Regions from separate parts of the Homo sapiens genome. Here region 1 is linked to region 2. A link is a contact called in ENCODE Hi-C data. All regions are on one chromosome and are shown on one strand. Each heading gives the region's core, a stretch centred on a gene start or an enhancer-like site at or near the end of the contact. The rest is flanking DNA. Distances are from core to core; before and after follow the strand shown. Region 1 holds the start of AGPAT4 (1-acylglycerol-3-phosphate O-acyltransferase 4). Region 2 holds the start of TFB1M (transcription factor B1, mitochondrial).

The links. A loop is a pair of places that touch in the nucleus more often than their neighbours do. Pooled maps may share reads with other maps.
Region 1: a loop to region 2 is called in a pooled map, with 18 times the contacts of the local background. The contact joins the promoter of AGPAT4 here to the promoter of TFB1M in region 2. A Hi-C loop is called at or near these places in 7 of 50 pooled maps.

What each region holds. Positions count from the first base shown.
Region 1 is chr6:161,268,700-161,275,587 of GRCh38, reverse strand. It overlaps AGPAT4 (1-acylglycerol-3-phosphate O-acyltransferase 4), which reads left to right and starts at 1,527. Exons shown (of 9, transcript NM_020133.3): 1 at 1,527-1,650. RefSeq lists an enhancer at 6,377-6,671.
Region 2 is chr6:155,310,763-155,317,831 of GRCh38, reverse strand. It overlaps TFB1M (transcription factor B1, mitochondrial), which reads left to right and starts at 3,348. Exons shown (of 7, transcript NM_016020.4): 1 at 3,348-3,536; 2 at 6,493-6,644. The coding sequence starts at 3,404. RefSeq lists enhancers at 2,534-2,583, 3,134-3,183, 2,265-3,255, 3,254-3,573 and a silencer at 3,004-3,083.

The DNA.
Region 1 (6,888 bases), core at 278-2,777, 6.0 Mb before region 2:
AATTTTAAATTTCCTATCATTTCCACTGAAATCACTGACTGTACTTATAACATTATCAGGAATTTATGCAATTTGTAGGTTTTGAAATAAATTACCATTCAGAATTCAACCGTGAAAAACAGTGTAACTCTACTTGAAAAACACTTTGAAAAACTCAAGTTTCCACCAAATCTAGAAGCACATGGGTCGTAAAACATAGTTCGAAAAGTTACGAGAGATGATGACTACAAGGAACTTTTTATAAAAATCTTTTATAAGCATTACTCTGTGGTCAAATTTATTTTCACATGGATATTAAAACAAGTTATTGCTACAAATGGGTTTCTGTTCTGATCCTTTTTTTGTTTGCCTCACATATCCTTTCTCTTCCACCACATTCTGCTTCACTCTCCCCGTCTCTCATCACAGACAAGAAAAATGCCACCTCCCATAGGACCCACTCCAAACCCTGTTTCCTGAATGATCAATGCCTTCCCCCATCGCAATCAAAAAAGCACTTTCTATTCTGTCTTCATGACACACTGGTTTTGACACTTGCATAGCTGTTAGTAATTCTGCAATGTGCTTGGGCTATTTGTGAGCACATGTATTTTTCCTTTATAGATTATAAACATCTAAAGAACAAGGTTAACCCAGGAGTCAAGTAAATAGTTAAATATTATTTTGACAATGGCTGTAATAGTGGACATTTGAAAGGAATACACCTCAGTATTTTGAAATTGAAATAATTTTCTAGATCCTGGCATTTCTGGACTTTCAACAGCCCACCCTTTTTAAAAATTGTGAAGACACTTTTACTATAAAGGTCTGCCCAGACCCTCTCTGATACACCTGTGTAAATGCCACGTGCATGTGAGCATGCGACAGTACGTGTGTGCACGCCTGTGCAGTGGTAATCAACCATGGTGCTAAGGTTTGAAAACAGAAAATACATCAATCGACCTCCAAGCTTCTTTCATCCCACTTCATAACATCTCAATCTCTTGAGTGCTGAGGCTTATTTTGTTTAAGATGATTTGGACTCTTCTGAGTGCAACGCAATCTCCTTCCAGCACAGCGGACCGAGGAGAGGTGAGGGGAGAGTTTTGAGGGTGGGCATATTGATCCTACGCTTGCTGAATTAAAAATGAGCCAACTGAGGACAATTTCCAGGTTGCAACACAGACGGAGCCGGAGTCTGGGTTGAGGTTAGAGGAGCCGTTAGGGCGCAGGGATGCAACAGGATTTGGGAGAAAGGGGAGAGAAAGCAAGGCCACTTCCAGGGGGCTTTCATTTTTTTTTTATCCTGGCAGCTTCCCGAGCCAGATTTCAAAAGCGATTTCAAACGTGAAGCCAACTGAAGCACTGCCTTACACTAATTGGAAGGGGAAGGGAGTGACTCATATTACACCAGCTCGCTCTTCCCTCTCGGCAACTGCTAACTTGTAGCTTTAAAAGGAAGTGACATGGGTGGGGAGAGACGTCAGCTGAGGACCACTTTTTTTTTTTTTTTCTTCCTGAAGGGTCCACCCCATGGGTGGAGTCTCGCTTTTTCTTTCCAGTGTTGGCTGACTTACAGCTCTTATAAACTAGTGGCAATTTCTGAACCCAGCCGGCTCCATCTCAGCTTCTGGTTTCTAAGTCCATGTGCCAAAGGCTGCCAGGAAGGAGGTATGTGGTCCTGGTGCCGTTCGCAGGCACCTTCCCCGCTGGGTGTGGCTGATGTTTGCATTCCTCTTCCCAGCATATTTTTCTCTCCTGGGCTGGATTTCCTTAGGACCTCTGGAAGGGGTAGGCTCCGGGGGCGGGGGGGGAGTGCAAGGCGGGCGGGGGAAAGGTGCAGGGGGCGCCTGGAGGGAGGCGAAGAGAGGCTCTGCTGGTACAAAAGGACCCTCGCTTTGTGCTGGGCCGGGTGAGCGTCCCTTTCTGGGCTGTGATTTCAAGCTGCTGTTCCTGGCTTCATTTACCCACCCACCCAGCCCCCTCCCGGGGCTAAAGCATTTTCTCTGCTATAGACGAAGCTGGGCGGGGGGTGGTGGTGGGGGGAATGTTCCTATTACATATTGCTCTCTTTTGTGTCATGCAACATGTTCTTCCGTCGCTGACGTTTCTATGGCAACCACAAAAATACTACACAATATGCAGCCCCGATATACATTGATTTATTTGTATTTTGTGTCTAGTTTGCAGCTTTCTGCTCTGCTTCTTGCTTTGGTTTGCTAAAATCCAGCATGGCTTGTGGCTACCCCTCCTCACTTTCATTTTGGTTTTTCCCTATCACAGGAGGGGTGGGGGAGGGGAGTTGTCAAGGAAACAGGCATTGGTAATTACCTCTCTATTTACCTAATTTTCGGCCTATGAATTTCTCCATATCGAGGAATTAAAAAAAGAATGCTTTGATGTTTATGTAAGTCTTCAGTGTCTGGTCTTTTTTTAGAAAACCTAAACACTTCTTAAGATAAGATATTGATCCTGTGGTCAAGCTAAGGGGGAATTAATTCCTTACAGGAGGTGAGATCATTGAAATAAAGTTTTAGAGAGCATTGGAGAATTCGCACTGATAAATGTGATATTGCCTGCCCAGGTTTGCCTAAAAGCTTAAATATTTAAAAGATGGGTCTTTGCTCTCATCTGCACTTATTTAGCTCCAAATCTTAAGTTCAACAAGTATGAGTAACAAATTAACTGCCGGGCAGGATTCTCCGTTTTTCGTTTTCGTGCATTGTTCTTAGATGGATTAGCCACGCTATTCACTCTCTTCAAGGTGAGGGTTGCTAGACTTTTTCAAAACTGTGGAAGGATTAACTCATCTGTGATTAGTCAACGACTCTCAGTTGGAAAAAAAGTATCTTGAGAGAAGGGAGAATGTGTGTGTTTGTGTGTGTGTGTGTGTGTGTGTGTGTTTAGGGAAATGGGAGGCGGGCAGGGAGAACAGGGCACATCTTGAGTTCTACGTTAAAAGGATTCCATCTTCTGAATATTCTCTATGGGGAGAAAAACTGTTATTCAGAAAAAATATGAAATGAGAAAATTATTATCTACTTAGTAATAAGCAAAGTTAATTATAATTAGAATCAAATAACACATCTCTTAGAAAGACATAGCCTCTTAACAGGTACCGGCTAAACTGATGCTTTTATTCAGTACGTCTAAGGAAGCGTTTGATAAGGGATACCATTCTTCTGATGGGCATCCCAAATAATTAGCTTTTATAAAATAGATAAGTAGTAATCCCATTCATGACTCTTAAAATTATCTATAATTTAAGATAAACATGTGTGAAGGTCACTTAGCCCTCATACCTTCCGGCTGCTAAAGCCAAAATCATTACTTATAAACCTTGAGCAACCCTGCCATGTGGAAGCAGGAAGAATGGGTGGTTTCAGTGAGGTTCTGTTTGCTGTGATCCTTATCTAAATATGCTATCATCTATGTCTTATCAAATCTGCTATAAATCCAGAGGTCCTAAGTAATTCAGGTAGAAAAGTTACCTGAAAATGGGGCAAAATAGCATGGCACAAAACAAACCAGAGCCACATGGAGTTAAAGACGAGAACTATTTAAAGGGCATAACACACAGAAAAGTATTACTAAAAAGAATATGACACTCATTTTGAAAAGCACATGTTAGTACACAGAGAAACGGTTGGATTGTGAGCATCTGATGTTTGCAAAGAATTCTGAAAAGCAGCCAGGCTGAAATTACTGTTTTTCCTGTCTGAAAATGGTCCTCAAGGGCAGATTTGCCACATGACCTTCCAAAGCAGATTGACAGCATGTAAATCAAAGTCTGCGATGTCGGTTCTCTTGAGTTTCCAGATTCAAAATTTCACAGCAAAAAGCCTAATGGAATAGAACTGAAAGGAAAAAGAGCAAGACTTCCTCAGAAGCACAGCCAAAACAAAAACAACAAAAAACCCAAACCCAATAAACAAACAAAACACTGTCTGATATTCAGATGCTGAGTAGAGGTTAAAGCAGTTAGCAGCTTTGGCCTAGGGAAGGTAAGTGGAGCTGTGAGTATAAAGTAAACGTAGGGTCCCATGGAAGAGGCTGACAGAGGTGACACCCAGAGGGTGAGTCAGCCGTCATTTTATTGGGATTTTACTGTCTGCAAGGCTCTGCTGTGAAGTTGGTGAAGAAGGCAGCAGTTGTAGTCTGTGCTCTCAAGCTTAAAATCCACCAAACGGGTGGCGAAAAGAAGAGCAGAGCACCCAGCTGGAAGGAAGGGGGAGGCAACAGCCAGTCAAGGAGACGCAATTAGTATGAGAAGAATACTAGAGAGTCTTCATCCTGCTGCTGAAGCTTTATAGGAGAGGAGGCAGACGGTTCAAGGGAAGAAGGAGAGGGTGTCTTAGATAGCAAAGGTGGATGGTAAGAAATGGATCATGGTTCAGGGTTCTTAACTCCAAGAAGGGAGAAGTCAGTCTTTAGTATAGAAGTAGAGCAGGTATACTCTGTGCTGGTTGAAAGCATAAGTAGATGTAAATTGGGGACAGAAGTTTTTCTTAATCAGAAAAAGAAGGACTGTTAGAAGACTGAACAGAAGGCAGAATCCTTCCTAATCCAATACTTTTTTAGCTTCAGCTTAACAACGAAAGGCCAGACTTACACTAGACTTTAAACAGGTATGAAACTGGGGAAGACGCAACCAGGAACTTACCCGGAATGTCATCTTCATAATTCCTGCCATTGCCATTGTTTTAAATTATTGGATGCTCAAATGAGGGTTTGGTAAATGTCACACGTTTTGTGCAGTCTCCTTTATTCTGGAAAGGAGGTCTGATGGTTATGGGACAAAGCCGCATTCACATTTATTTTTTTTTTGAGATGAAGTCTTGCTCTGTCGCCCAGGCTGGAGTGCAATGGCGTGATCTCGGCTCACCACAACCTCCCCCTCCTGGATTCAAGCGATTCTCCTGCCTCAGCCTCCCGAGTAGCTGGGATCACAAGCATGTGGCACCACGCCCAGCTAATTTATTTTTTATTTTTTTGTATTTTTAGTAGAGATAGAATTTCACTGTATTGGCCAGGCTGGTCTCGAACTCCTGACCTCAGGTGATGCACCTGCCTTGGCCTCCCAGAATGCTGGGATTACAGGCGTGAGCCACCGTGCCTGGCCCACATTCACATTTCTGAATGGTGTTTGACCTCTAAATCTTTGGTGAAACGCCTTTCATCACTCCTATTTTGAAATATAATCATAATAATCATGTAACATTTCCTAGAGCTTGGGCAACTCAAATTCATTATTCTTTGTGTGAGAATCAGTTTGGAAAGGAAGCGCTGGAACTCTGAAACCTGGCTTCATGCATGGGCTTGGGAAGGTCTGCAGTGGCTGCCAGGCTGTAGGAAAGAGGAAGCTTAAAGCATGAACTCTTTCTTCAACAGCTGTTTATTACGTGTTTAATAGGTGTCAGGTCCCACAGATGCAACTGTGAGCAAAACAAGATACAGTTTAAATAGTTATAGTTTTCAAATGGGTTTACAAGGGAAACCCCATGACTGGCAGATACCCATTTTCTTCTAATGACTGAATAAGAGGAAATATCTTAAAAGGAGTATAATTTGTTTCAACATTGTCATGGAACAATCCATCTACCTGTCTTCTTTTCCTTGGCACACTCTTGCTCCACAAAGATTTCCCATTGGTTTCATTGTTTGTCGTTATCTTGTTTCTCCGATCTAATTTGCTCTACTTCTTCCTTTGATCCTAAGTCCTACCTTTCAGTCACCATTCCTTCATCCATTCACACATACATGATACATCCATCTGTCCTCTATCCACCCCCAATCCCTTCATTTATTCAACAAATAGTGTTGAGTATCATGTCTCAGGCACTGTATATTATAGATATAGCAATAAACGGGAAACTGGTTTTTCCTTAAAGAAGCTTAAGAACTATCAGGAAGACAATGTGGAGACAGCCTCTAAACCATGGGGGTATGACTTTTTTTGGGGGGTGGGCAGGGTCTCGCTCTGTCACCCAGGCTGGAGGGCAGTGGCGCCATCATGGCTCACTGCAACCTCTAACTCCTAAGCTCAAGCATCCTCCTGCCTCAGCCCCCCTCCCCCAGCAGCTGGGACTGCAGGCGTGAGCCACCGCGCCTGCCCTGGCGGTATCACTTCTAATAGAAGCATTTATTGGCCAATGAAACAGGATACTTCTTTCATTGAACAATTTTATAAATTGTTCACACACAGCATAAACTGTGCTGGGCAGGGAGGGATCAAGTGGTTAGCTGTTGACTGTTGTCCATTTTATATATTTTTTGTACCTTCCATGCTGGTTGAGCATAAGGATGGTAAACATTTGTTAATTAACTAAATGGGAAGAGTGGAATTTCTAACGCAGGAGACACAGAGGAAGAGAAGGCTTGTGTATTCTCTTTCTGAAAGAACAATCTGAGAGAGAGAATCTCTCAAGGTTCCCATTCATAGTGAATTACTCATAGATTTCCAGGTGACAACAGCTCCCCCCACATCGACTCAAAGTATAGCATTTTAAAAAAGAAAAACTACCTGCGTCCAATTACATACCCATTAGTTCACTGAATATCCTCATGTCCTTTGGAGCTGATTTCCCATAATACACTGCAAGTCTCTGTCTTGTTCTGATAAAAACAAGTGGGTTTCAACCCCCTACAGCTTTCTTAATAGTAACAGCAGTGCATCCAGAAACTAGTGGTGGCTCTAGAGACCCAACACGAACAGTGTTGAGACCTCGTTGCAGCACTTTCTCTGTGTTTTCTGATGTCATGAAACTCTTCTTAGTAGAATTATTTTCCCCCACTTAAGTTCCACCGTCAGCCTGGAAATTATATGGACAACATGACAAAGTTCCTCTGGAAAACCACACTCCTCTGCTTGGCTGACCTTGGGAGAAAACATTTAGCAAGTTCTTCTTT
Region 2 (7,069 bases), core at 2,099-4,598:
TGTGAAATGCAGCTCTTAGTATTTCTCTGGAGCATTGAATCATATTATATGTAATTATAAAATACTATCGGAAAAGGGCACTTTACATACCATAATAGTCATTTTATAAAGTTCAATTTGGCAATTCCAAGCCACATTTAATTTTCTCTGAAAATTCCCACATGGCAGGAAGATATTGCTCTCTGCAGCTTTCAAGTCTCTTTCAGGGAACGGTAAAATGACAACCTTTTAAAATTAGCACTTTTTCTATAAATAGAGACTAAATCACTTATACCAAATAAAGTCACATATGCATTTTTATTAAAGTAAATACTAAAATAATAAGTAATTTTCCTACATAATCATTTTGGGATTTTACGCAAATTAGAATACTACAATATAGTTTAGCATGAATCATTTGTAGTTCTTCATCTTCACTGACAGGTGGGGCTAGTGATTTCTGTATTAATTATAATATTTTAGCATATTAAAATCTGTATCTAGATGAAGCAGACACTTCAAAGCTTCAAAACTGATGAAACTGCATACCTCTCTTTTAAGGGATAAAACCATTTGCATTAATATGTGAAATACACTACTAAAACACCCCCTGCTGATTTCTTAGGCTTTTGCAGGGAGTTATGCATAATTTTCTGAAAATTAAAAACTGAGGATTAGATATTTATGATAAAAATTGGATCTCAAGAACTATTAAAAACTTGGAAGATTCTCCTAAGCTAGAATTTTTAACTCAGTTAAAAAATTATTTAACACGTATCAGAGGTTAATAAAAAGCACAGTGCAGTCAGAAGATCTAAACTCAGTTACACCACTTACTAGCAAAGCACTGTGCTATGGTCTGAATGTCCCCCAAAATTCATGTGCTGAAACTAAATCACCAATGTGATAGTATATTGACAGGGAGGCCCTAAGTGGGTGATTAATTGATTGAGGTAGAGCTCTCATAAATGGGATTAGCAACCTTATGAAGAGCTGGAGGGAATTAGCTAATCCCTTTTTGCCCTTCTGCCTTTGGACATGTGAGGACATGACATTCCTCTTTTCTGGGGGATGCAGCAACAAGATGCTATCTTGAGGTAAAGAGAGCAGCCTTCACAAGGCAACAAACTTGCCAGCTCCTTGATCTTGGACTTTCAGCCTCCAGTACTGTGAGAAGTACATTTCTGTTCTTTATAAATTACCCAGTCTCAGATATTTTGTTATAGCAGCAGGAATGAACTAAGACACATCTTTGTGAACCTACATCACAGAATTGAAATGAGAATTAAGTAACAAAGGAAGCTGCTTTATAAATAGGTTCAGTTATTGAAGATGGCATGGTATAAACCATCCATAAATTCATATTTAGATCTGGGGACAAATTATCAGGAATCTACAAATTCTCCACGCAAAGGTGTTTCACTCATTTAGATTTTAGTTTGTTTTTATGTTGATGTTAATCTTTTAAAAAGCTCATGTGATTATATTTGGGGTCATCTGAACATCCTCTTTATACCTGTTACACAACGTGTGTGTTCATGGTAGCATTAGTGCCAAATAATTCAAATTCACTTGTTTCCAAGCTACTGAAAACAGATGCAGGCAGACTTAATATGTAGCTTCCATATTCTTCCAAAAGAAAGACAAGCGACAATGGAAAAAAAATTGAACAAAGATTTGGTAATAGTTTGACTCCAGAAAACTAATGAGAACATTCAGTCATTACATGGCACACTGGATCACTGGTAGGCTGAAACTTAAAAAAAAAAAAAAAAGAAAACCTGCCAGTTAGCACTAAGTGTCGTGATTTAACAGTGTTCATCCTTGTCAATTAATAAGACCATTTGTATTGGTTTTGTATATATTTATTGCAATTGTTTTAAATAGTCATATGAAAACTGTAAGCTTATGTTTACACCTAGATTCGTATTTCTATATATTTAGATGTTACAAAATTAACACATATTAACTTAAAAATAATAAGCTGATACTTGAGTGTGGCCAGTGAGATCAGAACTCAGAAAAAACACAACTCAGGTTGTCTTCTCTCTGTACTTTGCTGTCTGACTCTGGGCATTGTCAAATGACCTCACCTCCCCTATTTCTTCACAGCAAACTAAGAATAATAATCTCATTCACATGGGACCATTGTGAGGAGTACGGGAAATAATGAATATAACTGTGAAATAATGCTTTGTCAGGTATACTGTGTTTTGGACGATAAGATATCTGAATCAAGAGTTTGTACTTCCAGTCTACATTTTGATGCCACGTTGGGCAAATCTCCTTACCTCTATGGTAGTCATCACTATTTTTTAAAGCTAGGAGATTATCTCAGTTCCTTTTAAAACAGCTTTTATAGAAGGTGGTTGAGTTTTCCACTGGAATTTCAAAGTACTCCTCATTTTTATATCCATACCCATAGTTGTTTCGTTTTCCATTAGCTTTTTTAAAAACTTACTAATTGAGGAACAGAAACTTTAAAATTCATTTGTGATCAACGCAGCAATGTCCAAACATAAGCAGGGTTAAAACAGCAAAATTCTCCCACCTATCAGAGAAACTTTAATTTTTTTTTTTTTTTGCTTCGTTGTTTTTATCTCGTATAACGGAAAGACAGAACTCATATTTCAGTCTTCTCTCTGTTCTTAGCTGTAATCCTAGCAAATCGAATGACCTCTTTACACTGGCCAATTATTCATCTGCCAAATAATAACAGCCACCACTGATCACGTGGGAGCTTACCCAATGCCATGCGTGCACTATGTTCTGAACGTGCACACCAGGCGATCTCTCTCATTTAGTGCTCACAATTTTGAGGTAGACATTAGCTCCATTTAACTGATGAAAAAACTGAGGCTGAACGAAGTTAAAAACCCATCATGCAGCATCTGCAGAGCGGCGGTTCTAAAAACGCCTCACAGTAAGAAAGAATTGCTAACAAACAGTAGCTTTGCCTCTAAGCACCCGCTTTTCCTCTAATATTCACAGACAGGTATTTAGAACGTTAAAGAGCCGGAAGCCCTTGGGAACTTCAGGGCGGGAGTAAACCGGCTGCACCTCTCAGAGCAACTCCTCCGAAAAACCCCACCCTGTCCAGGCCCCGCCTCGTCCCGCCCTCCTGGGCGCTCTCCCCATAGCCCGCCCAGGAGAAGCCTAGTCCACCCGGCTCTCCCCCGGCTCTCACAGGCGGAAGCCGCCGACCACCCAGCCTGCCCTTCTCGCGGCAGGACTTAGCGCATGCGCTCTCAGCACGCCGGGAATTTCCTGTCCGCGGTCATCGCTTCCGGTGGGATAGGTCTGACCAATGGGGCTGACTCCGAGGCGGGCCTTAGGTCTCGCAGGTTCCTCCCCTGCGCGTTTCTTTCGGAGCGGCGGTGAAGGTCCTGGGTGAGGTAGGGTTGGATGGTGCTTGCCGCGTATCATGGCTGCCTCCGGAAAACTCAGCACTTGCCGTCTCCCTCCGTTGCCCACGATTCGAGAAATCATTAAGTTGTTAAGACTGCAAGCAGCGAAGCAGCTATCACAGAATTTCCTCCTGGACTTGAGGCTGACAGGTGGATGGCTTAGCAGTGCTCCCCGGATGTCTCCCCAGTGTCCGTGGGGGCGTGGGCCGGGGGGTCTTGCACGTCCCCGCGGGCGGGTGTCCAGGCACTGGCGTGCGACGGGCTTTTGGTCAGGTCCTTCGACCTCTTTGTATCAGAACTCCGGTCCCACCGCCCAGGAGACACGTGAAGTGCGTTGATTGCTCACAAAACTCCGCGTTCGGGGGGGTGTAGCCTGCCGGCAGGCTGCATAAATGCCAAGCTCCCTAGGGGAGGAAGGGTTCATGGGTCGTGAAAGGCGCTAGTGAATATTGGAATCTGGGTCACTGTGAAATCAATCATTCTGAAATAGTACAGCACATGCTGACTGCAGTTGCTTTACATGCAGTTTAAAGTTACCAGAATTTAAATTGATGCGAGGATTTTATCAATAACTTGGTGAAAAGAGTATCCCTCGTATGATTCGTTTTTTAAACGTTTACCTGTTCAGTCTAAGCCTCGGGGGCGCTAATATTCATTCATAAGTACATATTACACAAGCAACATTGTGCTAGTGCCGGGGGTAGGATATGGGCGTGAACAAGGCGGTGTTTCCTCGAGGAGCTTACTTTTAGCAAGTTTACATTCCCACACCTAATTGTTTAAAGTTACTTTTTATGAGATATAATTTATGTGCAATAAAATTAATAAGTTTGAAGTGCTCAATTTGATGAGTTTTGACGAATGTATTTATATATTGGTTTAACCACCATCACCATTGCTTAGTGATGTTCTATGAGATGAGGTTGCAAAAATATATTACAAATACGTCTACTAAGTCACGGCTGGAGTACTTAGGTTTTGAGATTTTCATATTTCATTCTATTTAGTCCCACTTCAGAAGTTGAAAAGAGCAGTAAATCACACCCAAAAAGTTCATTTTCACTTAAATGAAGCACACTCCAGAAAACATAAAATGTTTTATTTCTTGGACATGTAGTCTTTATTCTGCCTGTACCAATATGACTTTGGATAAAATAATTTAACTCAAGTTTTCTCTTTTTTTTTTTTTTCTTTTTTTAAGATGGAGTTTCACTCTTGTTGCCCAAGCTGGAGTGCAATGGCATGATCTCAGCTCACTGCAACCTCCGCCTCCCCGGTTCAAGTGATTCTCGTGCCTCAGCCTCCCAGGTAGCTAGGATTACAGGCGTGAGCCACCGTGCCTAGCTAATTTTGTGTTTTTAGTAAAGACAGGGTTTCACTATGTTGCTCAGGCTGGTCTCAAACTCCTGATCTCAAGTGATCCACTCGCCTCGGCCTTCCAAAGTGTTGGGATTACAGGTGTGAGCCACCATGTCCAGTAGTTTCCTCATCTTTTAATTGGAAGAAGGGCCTACTACTTTAAAAGATTGCCCACTCTAAAATTCTTTGGTTCTAGTAATAGCTAGTACCAGCCTTTTCTGCTTGTTATTAGCCACATTCTAAATATAAATCACCATTCTCAGGGCAGAAGTTATAGGTCTGTGTATTTTTTAAAATCCTTCAAATACATTTTCTCATGAGCCTTTATCTTCAGGAGTAAGTTTCAAATTCTAGATATTATCCACTCTTTCTATGGGAACCAGAGTTAACGGAGATGAGGGTACTTAGCTGAGGTTAGAAGCTCAGGCAGAAGAGAGCAAGATTGAAATCCAAGCTCATTGATTTGATAGCGCTTCTTTAATATTCATTTGTATTTCAATGTGCCTGAAAAGTTTGAGAGCAGAGACCTGCCTACTGTTGTAGCTCTCCATTTTAAAGAAGGAGAGTATTAAATTTATTCCATAATGTATCATTCCTGTTCCCTCTGAGAGGCATTGGCTTTAGGATTTATACCTATGTTGAAGTCCATGACCTTGTACAAATAAAACAATAGACAAGGAAACTGAAAAGTTAAGAGAAATGAAATTGGGATAGGAGTCCTTGGTTAACATGTAAGGATTAGGTGAGAATGTGTGTAAATCCATCATAATAGATAAGATGGTCAGTGGATGCTAATTCCCTCCCTGTTAAAAGACTAAACCATTTTTGGATGGCTGAGAAACTAGTTTCCGCATTTTAGCTGACAAAGTTATGTTGTTGAAAACAAGCAAAAATAGGACTGTGAACACCTACAAGAAGTGCTGGTATGTTTTTAGTGACTAAATTTCCACTATCCTAGGAAGACCAGTTCCTTGGATTTCCATATCTCAGAATCACTAAGACCAGCCCATTGCATGTTTTTCCAGATGTGATGACTGGTTGCACAGAGTCAGTACTCTACCTTTTTATGATGTCTTAAGGGCTGCTAACTTGAATTTGATTAATTAAAAAATTAATTTTTCTGTATTAACATGCATGTGTGCAAAGCTTTAAAAACCCTCAACTGCTCAATTTAACTTTTTCCTGAAAATGACTAAGAATTCAAATTTCTGAAAATCTTACGATCTAAGAACTTATTGCCATTGCCATAGTGACCACCACCAAGATGTCTCTAGATAAAAATAAGACTTCAGCACTTTTTGCTTTTGGATTTCACTAGCAATACTGAAGATTCTGAATGTGAAACTAGTATTGCTTATTCAGATATTCAATGTTCAATAACTATAGAAAAGTGCTGCATTCTTATCCAGTCTGTTCTTAGGAGTCGGTTGGTTTCAAATCAGTTTGAAAGGAATTTGCATGGGACAGATGGAAACTACAATATTAGCTAAATTTAAGCTAAGAAACTTTGTCATGATAATCCTGTGTGTGTTAAGGGACTGGTACAGTTCAATGGTGATGTGGTAGCATATTCGATTGCCACTTCATGTTAATTTAGGTAGAGAGTTAAATAGTCAAATAAATATTATACATAAAGGATCAATTGATTGGGTAATGGCTGAATTTTTATAGAAGATTTTTCTCTCTAAATTTCATACGTTGAAATTTGCCAAGTTAATTGAGATAACTAAAACTCTTTTTCCTCTAGATAAGATTGTAAGGAAAGCTGGCAATCTGACAAATGCTTATGTTTACGAAGTGGGCCCTGGGCCAGGGGGAATCACAAGATCTATTCTTAATGCCGACGTCGCTGAACTTCTGGTGGTTGAAAAGGACACTCGATTTATTCCTGGATTACAGGTGAGATGCTTAAAGTGTCTGCTTTAGGAGGCAAAAGCTGAATTTAAATCTTTATGCCATGATGCTTAAACCCCAAGGTATCCAAAGATTATGTAGGTTTTTCCTCAACTATAGATCCCCAAGGCCCCATTCCAGAGATTTTGATTCCATAGTCTGGAGAAATCTGGAAATCTCCATTTTTAACAAGCACTCTCAGAGGGTCTATTGACTACACCTTGAAAAAAACCTGCTTTAAGCATTTATGCTAAACAAATTAATTGTTTTGTGTGATTTTTTTTTTTAAGTCTGCTAATAGCTATGCATGTCGTGGCCCATTCCTTCAAAAATAAATAAAAATAAATAATGGCCAGTAATGACTCATTGGTATGACTTTTGAGAACTTCATTTAGGTTCAAAAAGCATTTCCACAAACAAAAGATGAGTAA